Linked DNA regions of Homo sapiens: region 2 is linked to region 1. Evidence: chromatin loops called from intact Hi-C (ENCODE). Cell type or tissue: K562. All regions are shown on one strand.

Region 1 (5,000 bases):
ACGACACTAAAAATGTTTGACAATTGAGTCTGGTTCAGGTAATAGGACAAAGCACAAGCTATCTCTCTCCTTCCCTCTCCCGCCACCTCACCCTCAACACTTGTCCAAGCAAAACTCATTCAAAATGTGGTGTAGTGAGGACTAGGAGAGCCCTGGTACGCTAATGCCACCCTAATGTCATTAGTGCAGCCTTGACAGCAAGCAATGACCTCCCCTCCTCCATGCAATTTGGGTTGCTTTACTAGTAAATTTAGAGGAGTTAGAAAAACAGGATGTACTACAGCCTGCATTCTGATAACTAGTGATTTGTTCAGCTGATTATTTCTCTGTGAGGGGAGTGTTATTTTTCTTTCTTTTAACTGTATTATGTAAGCCTGAAAAAAGCACGCTCACCAAGGAGATTCTGCAGAAGTATAGCTGCTATGCACATAACTGATCTTCACTGGCTTTTTTTTTTAATTAATAGACTTTATTTTTAGAGCAGTTTTAGGTTTACAGAAAATACAGTGCTCCTACAATATTCACCTCTCCCCACACTGCACAATTTCTCCTATTATTAACCTCTTGCATTCTGGTGGTACATTTGTTACAACTGATAAACCAATATTGATACATTATTATTAACTAAATTCCAAAGTTTACAATAGAGTTTTCTTTGTGTTATGTAGTTCTATGACTTTTGACAACTATATAATGTCATTTATCTACCATATCCTCAGTATCATACAGAATAGTTTCACTACCCTAAAAATGCCCTGTGCTGTTCCTCAGATTTTTCCTTAGCCCTCTCATCTCTCTGTGCATTCTTCAAATGACCTAGTCCACCCCTGTGACTTCCACTACCATGCAGCACCAATGCCTTCCTAACCAGCATTTCTGGCCTGGATCTCTCTTCAAACTCAACAGAATTCATCATCTCCTTCCATCTTTCTTCTCCCTCCTTTCCCTTTCCCTCTTGCCCGTCACCTTGAACAAACCTGCTCTTCCTCCAATGCCCCGTCTCTTCACACAACATGATGTATGCAGCCCCCTCCCTGTCGCTGCAGGCATAAACCTTGCAATCATCCCCACTTCCCAAATACAAAAATGTTTGCAGAGGCACTTGTTTCTCCCCCAAATCACATTTCCTGTGCATAAACTCATGTGACAATTTAACCTTTCAACTCTCATAAGATGACCATTTGTCACTAAGACAGAAAGTTCTTGCTTTCATTTCATAGGAGTTATTGCATCTAGGATAGCAAGCAAAAGACAGAGCCAAACAAAGAAGCAGATACCAGCAGCCAGCTGGGCACACGCCCCCCCATTAAGTGATTTCCTCCTGTACACTGGCCACCCAGGGCATGAATTTAAAATGTATGCCTCCACAAAAGTACCACTGTACCACACCATGAACATGGCTGACGCTGAGATTGTTGACTGCTCAAATGCCAGGGATTCCCTGGTCTTGGCCTTCCCATGCTGTGCTCTCCGCCCAGGGTTGCCTTTCTTCTCCTTGATTATGGAACTATTGCCTCATAAACCCTCAGGACCCACCTTGGGTCACCCCATTAGGCCCCTTTGTGGTATTCTCATTATACCATGTGTCTCCTGTCTGACATGTATATCATGTGGCAGTTTTTATTTACTTGTTGCTTTCCTTTCCATTGGATGGCGATAGCAAGCTCCTGGAGCAGGGGGACTTTGTGTTTCATTTCAGATTCTCCAACACCTGGAACAATGCCTGTGACACATAATATAGCAACTCAACCAATACTTTGAAGGAGTGGAAGAAGAGAAAAGGAGGGAAAGGAAAGAATGAACAGTCTGGTTCTCCAAATGGGTCCATTCCTAGGAGATTCATAGGAAATAACAGAAAAAGCTTTTTACCTAAAATGGTAGCACATGACACTACATTAATAACACAGAGAAGGCTGACATTATAAAACAAAACAGAGCAAAATGATAACACATCTGCACCAGAAAGAACAAAAGTTAGTACCTGTAATTTACTGAAGTCATGGATATGTGCCATATGTTAAGACTGCAGAATTCCACTAAACTCATTTAAAACCCAAAACTTATGGGGCAAGCATTGGAGAAAGGCTTTGAGAAATGACAGCTTAATCACTTAATCCCTTGCTTCTGCATGGAGATGACAGGTTCCTCCTTTCTTCACTGGTTCTCTGATTAGATAAGAAAACTGATGCCTAGGACACGTCTGCTTTGGGGATCACATACATAAGAAAGAAAATGGCTAGAGGTTTATTCTAAACTAAATTCAGAAATTAGGCCTTCACAATTAAAATACATTTAAAAGTATAAACAGTTAGATGTGAAATTATTTATGCCAAGGAAACTACTCTACTGAACTCACCTGAAATTAAACAAGAATGTTTCTAGTGTGAACTTTAATTTAGGCACACCTTACCAAATGTTGAAATATTTTCATTTACCTAATTTAGGTTTTAGCTACTTAAAGCTAAGAGATACTTGGATAAATTTCATGGAATTCATGAGTTATCCTATTTGGCCTGTGTTTCTACATTGGGAAAATGTCAAAGAAAGCATATCTTATATCCCCAAATATGAAGTAATCCCAAATATAAAGCAATCTTTCCCATTTCTGACTCAGATGACTTTCTTAAAAATGTGTTTATATTTACCAAAATATACAAACTTTTAGGGATATGGACTGCATATGATGTTTGTTACAGGATGTTAAAATACAACCAATTCAGCCCCAGTTTCTGCTAAAGTTCCTAGCCCATAGCCAGCATATTTCACAGTGAGGTGTGAAAGGACTGCGTAAAGATTGCAGTTTCCTAGATTTTACCCTTCTCCTCATCTCTACTGAGGGCATAAAAGTCTAGGTAGTTGGAGATTACAGAAGACTATTTGGAGAAAGTTACTGGTGTGCTATGAGTCTCATCTTCCCCGCAAGAAGAATTTGGGGAAGAATTTGTCCCTCACCTCAAGCCTAGAGTAAGGAGCTTCAGTGGAATTTTTAGAGCTCACATGCTTCCTGGTTGTGGTGGAATGGCGACTAACTCACACTCTTGAGAACCCTAAAGGGTAAGTGACTCACTGAAGCAGCCTAGGGCAGCAGAGAAAAGCCTGTGGTTTGAGAAGTAACTGCACTCCCAACAATGGGTAGAAGATCCTGTGGACCAAAGAGGAATTCCACTCATGTGCTGGATATATCTTGTCTACCACTGTAGACCCAGCCTCCACCTGTTACTATCCTGCTCTATGCCCAAGAGACTGACCTTGATGGAAATTATCACAGACTTCCAGCTACATTTGTCCAACAGGAGGCACCTGCAGAAGACAAGAACAAGGAAGGGGAGAGAGAATGGGGTATTTATCCCCCCAGTTTTCTCCCTGCTGGGTTAGCACAGGTTCTAGAGAAGTTGACAGCTTCTGCTGGGCAGTCCTCTCCTGCAGATGTAGCTCTCTCTAGGCTCTCTGTCCTCATGCCTTCTCCTTGTCCCCTCAGGCCCAGGGGTGATAATGACTCTACACTGTTACACAAGGCACTTCAACATCCCTTGTTAGTATCTCAACACTGCCCACACTTCTGAGAATAATCTCTTCACCAAGCTCTCCTCAGTTCCTCCACTGGAGTGTGCCATCTGTATGCTTCCCTGACCCTGATGATGGAGCACACAGGGACCAGCACAGGGTCACCAGAAATCCTACCCAAGAATGCTGATGCTCAACAACAAAAACAAACAATCTAATTAGAAAGCAGGCAAAGGACTTGAATAGACATTTCTCCAAAGAAGATATACAAATGGCCAAAAAGCACATGAAAAAATGCTCAACATCACCAGTCACTAGGGAAATGCAAATCAAAACCGCAATGAGATACAACTTCACACCCATTAGGATTGCTATTATAAAACAAACAAATAAAAACAGAAAAGTACAAGTGTTGGCTAGGGTATGCAGAAATTGGAACCCATGGGAATGTAAAATGGTACCGCCACTATGGAAGACAGTGTGACAGTTCTTCAAAAAATTAAACATGGAATTGTCATACAATCCAGCAATTACACTTCTGGGTATATACCCCAAAAAAGTGAAAACAGGGACTCAAACAGATATTTGCATACCTATGTTCACAGAAGCATTATTAGTAACAGCTAAAAGATGGAAGTAACCCAAGTACCCTTCAAAAGATGAACCAATAAACAAAATGCGGATATTATCCAGCCTCCAAAAACAAGAAAATTTTGAACACATGCTACAACATGAATGAAAACAGCCAGTCACATAAAGACAAATATCATATGATTTATTTTATGTGAGGTTACAGAGTAGTCAGATTCATAGAAACAGAAAGGAGAATGGTGGTTGCCAGGAGCTGGAGGGAGGAGCAAATGGAGGGTTAGTGTTTAATGAGTACAGTTTCAGCGTTCAGTATGGGGAAATGAAAAAGTTCTGAAGATGTGTGGTGTGATGGTTGCACTACACTATAGATACACTTAAAATCACACAATTATAACTTTAAAATACTTGAAATTGCCAGGCATGGTGGCTCATGCATGTAATTTCGACACTTTGGGAGGCTGAGGAGGGGGGTTGGTTGAGCCCAGGAGTTTGAGACCAGCCTGGGCAACATGGCAAAACCCTGTCTCTACAAAAAACACAAAAATTAGTTGGGCATGGTGGTGTGTGTCTGTGGTCCCAGACACCCAGGAGGCTGAAGTGGGAGAATCACCTGAGCGCATGAGGTCAAGGCTGCAGTGAGCCATGATTACTCCACTGCACTCCAGCCTGGGTGACAGAGTGAGACCCTGTCTCAAAAATAAATTAATTTAATTTAATAGTTAAAATGATGAATTTGTAATATATATATTTTGCCACAGTTTTAAAAATGAATGCTGATTGGGAGATATACCTAATGTTAAATGACAAGTTGGTGGGTGCAGCACACCAACATGGCACATGTATACATATGTAACTAACTTGCACATTGTGCACATGTACCCTAAAACTTAAAGTATAATTAAAAA
Region 2 (5,000 bases), 52 kb before region 1:
AAATCAGGAGGCAATTTTATTTATTTCCTATCTACATCCTACACTCTTCTATAAAAGATTTAGAACAAAGGGTCAAAAGGCTACAGGTGCTGTCTATTATGAGAGAGGATTTATGCTGTTGCATTTTAGTCACTTGATGTTCCTTTCCCTCCAGGAATGTGATTTGTCTTCAGTTGCAACTTGGAGCAGAGCAAAACAATCTCAGTGATTCCCAAACCAGGTAGACCTGTGCACACCACTTGGTCTCCCTATGATTCATTCTATGAGATGTCACTGAGCATTAAACACTCAATCCCATAATGTAACGGAATCACAGAAACTAGGCTGACCCAAGTGGTACCTTAGTTCCCTTATGTTCCATCACTCTCCCACCCTTATCTCCCCTCACCTTTCTTACTACGCAACTAATCTGCTCAACTTGAGGCATAAGCCATTCACTTTGCCCAAGTTCTTCTTCTACACAAACCATGCTCATTGCTGAATATGGTCTGAAAGCTTATGCTCCCCAAAATTCATATGTTGAAACTTAGTCCCCAGTGCAGTGGTAATGGGAGGTGGGGCCGCTAGGAGGTGAATATGGTTAGTGCCTGGTTATTTGTTCCTTCCATATCTCATGTTGAAATATGATCTCCAATGTTGGAGATGGGGCCTAGTGGGAGGTGTCTGGGTCATGGGGACAGATCCCTCATGAATGGCCTGGTGTCCTCCCCATGGTAATGAGTTCACATGAGATCTGATTGTTGAAAAGAGTCTGGGACCTCCCCACTCTCTCTCCTTCTCCCTCTCTGTTGTTCCTTATCTCACCACGTGATGCACCTGCTCTCCCTTCACCTTCTGCATGACTGGAAGTTTCCAGAGGCCTCACCAGAAGCAGATGCTGGTGCCATGCTTCTTTGTACAGCCTGCAGAACTGTGAGCCAGGTCAATCCTCTTTTCCTTATAAATTACCCAGTCTCAGGCATTTTTTACAGCAACATAAAATGGACTAATACAGTGCCCTTATAAAAGGGTCTAAGAGAGCTTGTTTGCCCCTTTGGGCCATGTGAGAACACATAAAAGGTATCATTGATGAGAAACAGGCCCTTACCAGACACCAAACCTGCTGGTGCCTTGATCTTGAACTTCCCATCATCTAGAACTGTAAAGCAATAAATTTCTGTGTTGACTATAATTTACCCAGCCTAACGTATTTTATTATAGTACCCCAACAGGACTGGGAAACTCATTCAAATCCCAGAGTCACCAACTTGCTTCTTTATAAAGGCAGCTTCATACTTTACTCAGAACAGAAACTGAGAGAAAATCCAATATTCTCCATAAAGCTTTTCCCAGTTAGTCCAGGCCACCACATTGACCTCTTTTTTTATTTTTATTTTTTGACTCTATGAAATTTTGTGGTTGGCAATGTGTAACAAAATGGTTCTACTACAGAAGGTTCTTAATCTGCCACCACTCGCATGGAAGAGTTATGCAAGGAGCGTACCTACTTCTGATTTTAACCTCCCTGCCCTCTGATAGTTATTTCAATATAGAGCAGAAACACTCCACTCTTTAAAGCTGGGATCTGCTTTATTATTATGCAAGACACTCAAGATACAAAACCAAATGTAAATGATACAAGTTACCAATGTATCATCTTGTGTTATTTATGTTCACATATAAGTTCACACCAATTTATAATTGCTTCTAGTGCCCCTTCCAAGATCACCCTTTTCCCCAATATATGTTCAACTGTGTGCCATGTTATTTATTCCAGCTTCATTTAGTCCCTGAAGACAGATTTTCAACATGTTTTAATCCTAAGCCTCCCTACCTAGGTCCTATTAAAATTGTGTTCTTCAGAAACAGTTGTGGTGGCATCCCTATATACTGATCATAGAACTACCTGAAATTACTGCATCTTTTGGCTGGGCGTGGTGGCTCATGCCTATATTCCTAGCACTTTGAAAGGCCAAGGTGGGCGGGTCACAAGATCAAGAGATTGAGATCATCCCAGCCAACGTGATGAAACCCCATCTCTAATAAAAATATAAAAGCTAGCTGGGCCTGGTGGCGTGCACCTGTAGTCCCAGCTACTTGGGAGGCTGAGGCGGGAGATTCACTTGAACCTAGGTGGCAGAGGTTGCAGTGAGCCGAGATCGTGCCACTGAACTCCAGCCTGGCGACAGTGTGAGACTCCCTCTCAAAACAAAACACACACACACACACACACACACACACATACACACACATGCATCTCTCCTGGTTCATACTCAAGCAAGCCTAGTACATCATCCTTTCTGACCCCACAATTTCTAGAAAAGCTCTAGATTCCTTTAGAACCCTGGCTAACCTAGATACAACCATATAACTATATGGCACTAAGTTGATGTTCCCATTTCTAGACGAAAACATCAAAACATATCCTACTACATTAGTATGCTAACATTGCAATTTTGAGAACTTTAGAACTCTGACTCTGACCACATTAAAGTGACTTTCAATTCACATATATTTATGATACAGAATATATGAAGGTTTTGGTTTTTTGTTTTGATTTTGTTTTTTAAAGAAAAGGTCTCACTCTGTTGCCCAGGCTGGAGTGCAGGGGCTCAATCACAGCTCACTGCTGCCTTGACTTTCCAAGCTCAGATGATTCTCTCACCTCAGCCTCCCAAGTAGCTGGGGCTACAGGCACACACCACCATACCGGGCTAATTTTTTGTACTTTTTGTAGAGACAGGATTTTACCACGTTGCCCAGGCTGGTCTCGAGCTCCTGAGCTCAAGTGATCCACCTGCCTGGGCCTCCCAAACTGCTGGGATTACAGGTATGAGCCACTGAGCCTGAAAAGGGTTTTTTGATACTATCATACAATTTAGCCCTCGATTATAAAGTGATATATCTTTCTCTGTTTTACTTATTTATGTCTTATCTGAAAAATTTTTCAAAGCAGAAATCACCCGTCTTCTGCGTCGCTCACGCTGGGAGCTGTAGACTGGAGCTGTTCCTATTCGGCCAGGTTTCTTTCTCCTTTAGCATCTTGGTAATTTGATTCCATATTGACATGTTAAACAATAGTATACCATCAGGTTTAAGAAATACAGTACTATAAGGGAAAAGTTTAACTAAACTTAGTTGAAATTTTTTTTCAGTAAAGAGCTAGATACTAATATTTTAGGCTTCGCAGTCTAGATAGCTCCTCTTGCAATTACTTAATTTTGCCACTGTAGCATGAAAGCAGCTATAAACAATACATAAACAAATGATTATGTCTGTGTTCCAGTAAAACTTTATTTACAAAAACAGATGGCAAACTGGACTAGGCCTGCAGGCTATAGTTTGCCAACCTCAAACTTAAACTATGAAAACATCAAAAGGGACAAATACTACCACCCCCCACCAGTCACCCTTTTTATTCAAACTCAACAAGCAGTTTTTGATTGCTCGTTACATTGAAATGAAAAGTGGTAGGATATATGCAATGAAGATCTCTGTCAAATAAAATGGTACATGTGTACCCTGTTAGGGCTCACTTCCAACATCCCTGAGGATTTTATTTCAAAAATAATCACAGCTAAACCTAAAGAGGCAATTGTATGCTATTATTGACAATTTTCAGCCATTTTTGCTTTTCATCTGAGTCCAAATAAATCAATTTCTAAGTAAATGTCTACTCATTAAAAATTAACATATGAATCTGGCAGAGCCATTGATTTCCGGCAGTTGAAATTCATTACTCTAGAATGCATATCCATGAATGTCTTCCTCCTTTCCTCCCATTCCTGGTTACCTCTCAAGTGCTTATATTAAATATAAATTAATGCAAAACAATTATTTCTTTTCATGTCAATTTGGAAATTCTATAAAACAAGATGAACTGACTCATCAAATATTTCCACAGTTAAGATAATAGTGAAAATGCCCTATGTAATAAAATGAGGACAACCTATCTAAATTACAAAGTCTAACTTTCCATCTAAAATAATGCAATATGTTTCATATTATCTACATTCCTATGATTCATAACCCTCATAAAAGTACAATATTAAATGAAACTGAATAAACACTGGGAGATTAAAGCAAATCTGTCTTGAATAATCAGTTGACTCTAATGGACATGTGAGTTCCATTAGGAAACATAATACAAAAAACTATATACAAATGTTAAGAGAAAAATAACTTGACAACAAAAGGACTTATCACCCCAAATTAATTTCTATGTTTTGGGATATAAATAAATGATTCTAATCAAGGTATAAAACTAAAATGTTCTACGCTTAGAGTTAATCCTGAAAAGAATACGGTATAAATCATAATAAAGCTAAAACATTGTTTATCTTCTACAGAATAGTGACATGGGAGACTTTACTCATTGCAACCACATTTTTCTCAGTAAAAAGTTACTGGATGTCACAGATTAGTCAGCCTTTCTATTTCCCACAGAAATAAGCTATCTGCTAATTCCTATGTTATATGCTACCTACTTCTAACACCTTTGCTTGCTGACCTTACAGAGTTTTCAGAAAATGAAACCAGAATTAAAAGTCAATTGACCTATTGAGGTAGGAAACAAAGGTTGTTTAATATGATTCAGTTTAAAAAATAAAGTGCCCCTCCCCTCACCCAAAAATAGGTGAAGAGTGACTATCTCCAGGAAGTTGAGATTAAGAGCAATTTTTATTTTCTTTCTATTTTTCTCCATTTTTCAAAATTTCTACATGATAATGACTCACTTTTAAAAATCAGAAGAAAACAACAGTTTAAAGTCTTACTAAATTAATCATAATTTGCAATGATTATTTGAAACCCCTATGGTTTTGGTTTATGTGTAGTTTTTACATAATAAAATTAGTACTATAACATATACATTAAAATTTGTCCCAACCTACAGAAATTGTTCCTCTCTAAGTTAATACAAACTTGAGCTTCGCAGGATTCCTCCTGAGTTGAGAGCAAAGTTCTTTATATAGTTCAAGTACAGTGTGGAAGTAACACCAGTTAGGAAACCATGCAACACA

What was found. A loop is a pair of places that touch in the nucleus more often than their neighbours do. Peaks named below come from ENCODE experiments on the same cell type or tissue, not always from the same donor. Only the 100,000 strongest peaks of a DNase experiment are listed, where the experiment ranks them.
Region 2: it touches region 1 in a loop (2.2-fold over the local background); 4 of 110 quality-filtered maps call a loop at or near these places.

The regions. Positions count from the first base shown.
Region 1 is chr2:197,992,071-197,997,070 of GRCh38, reverse strand. All of the region lies in intron 1 of PLCL1 (phospholipase C like 1 (inactive)), which reads right to left. Among named protein-coding and RNA genes, the nearest start is that of PLCL1, 190 kb to the right of the region's middle. In K562, no CTCF peak of the experiment used is centred here; a DNase peak (open chromatin) is centred at 2,150.
Region 2 is chr2:198,044,387-198,049,386 of GRCh38, reverse strand. All of the region lies in intron 1 of PLCL1 (phospholipase C like 1 (inactive)), which reads right to left. Among named protein-coding and RNA genes, the nearest start is that of PLCL1, 240 kb to the right of the region's middle. In K562, no CTCF peak of the experiment used is centred here; no DNase peak of the experiment used is centred here.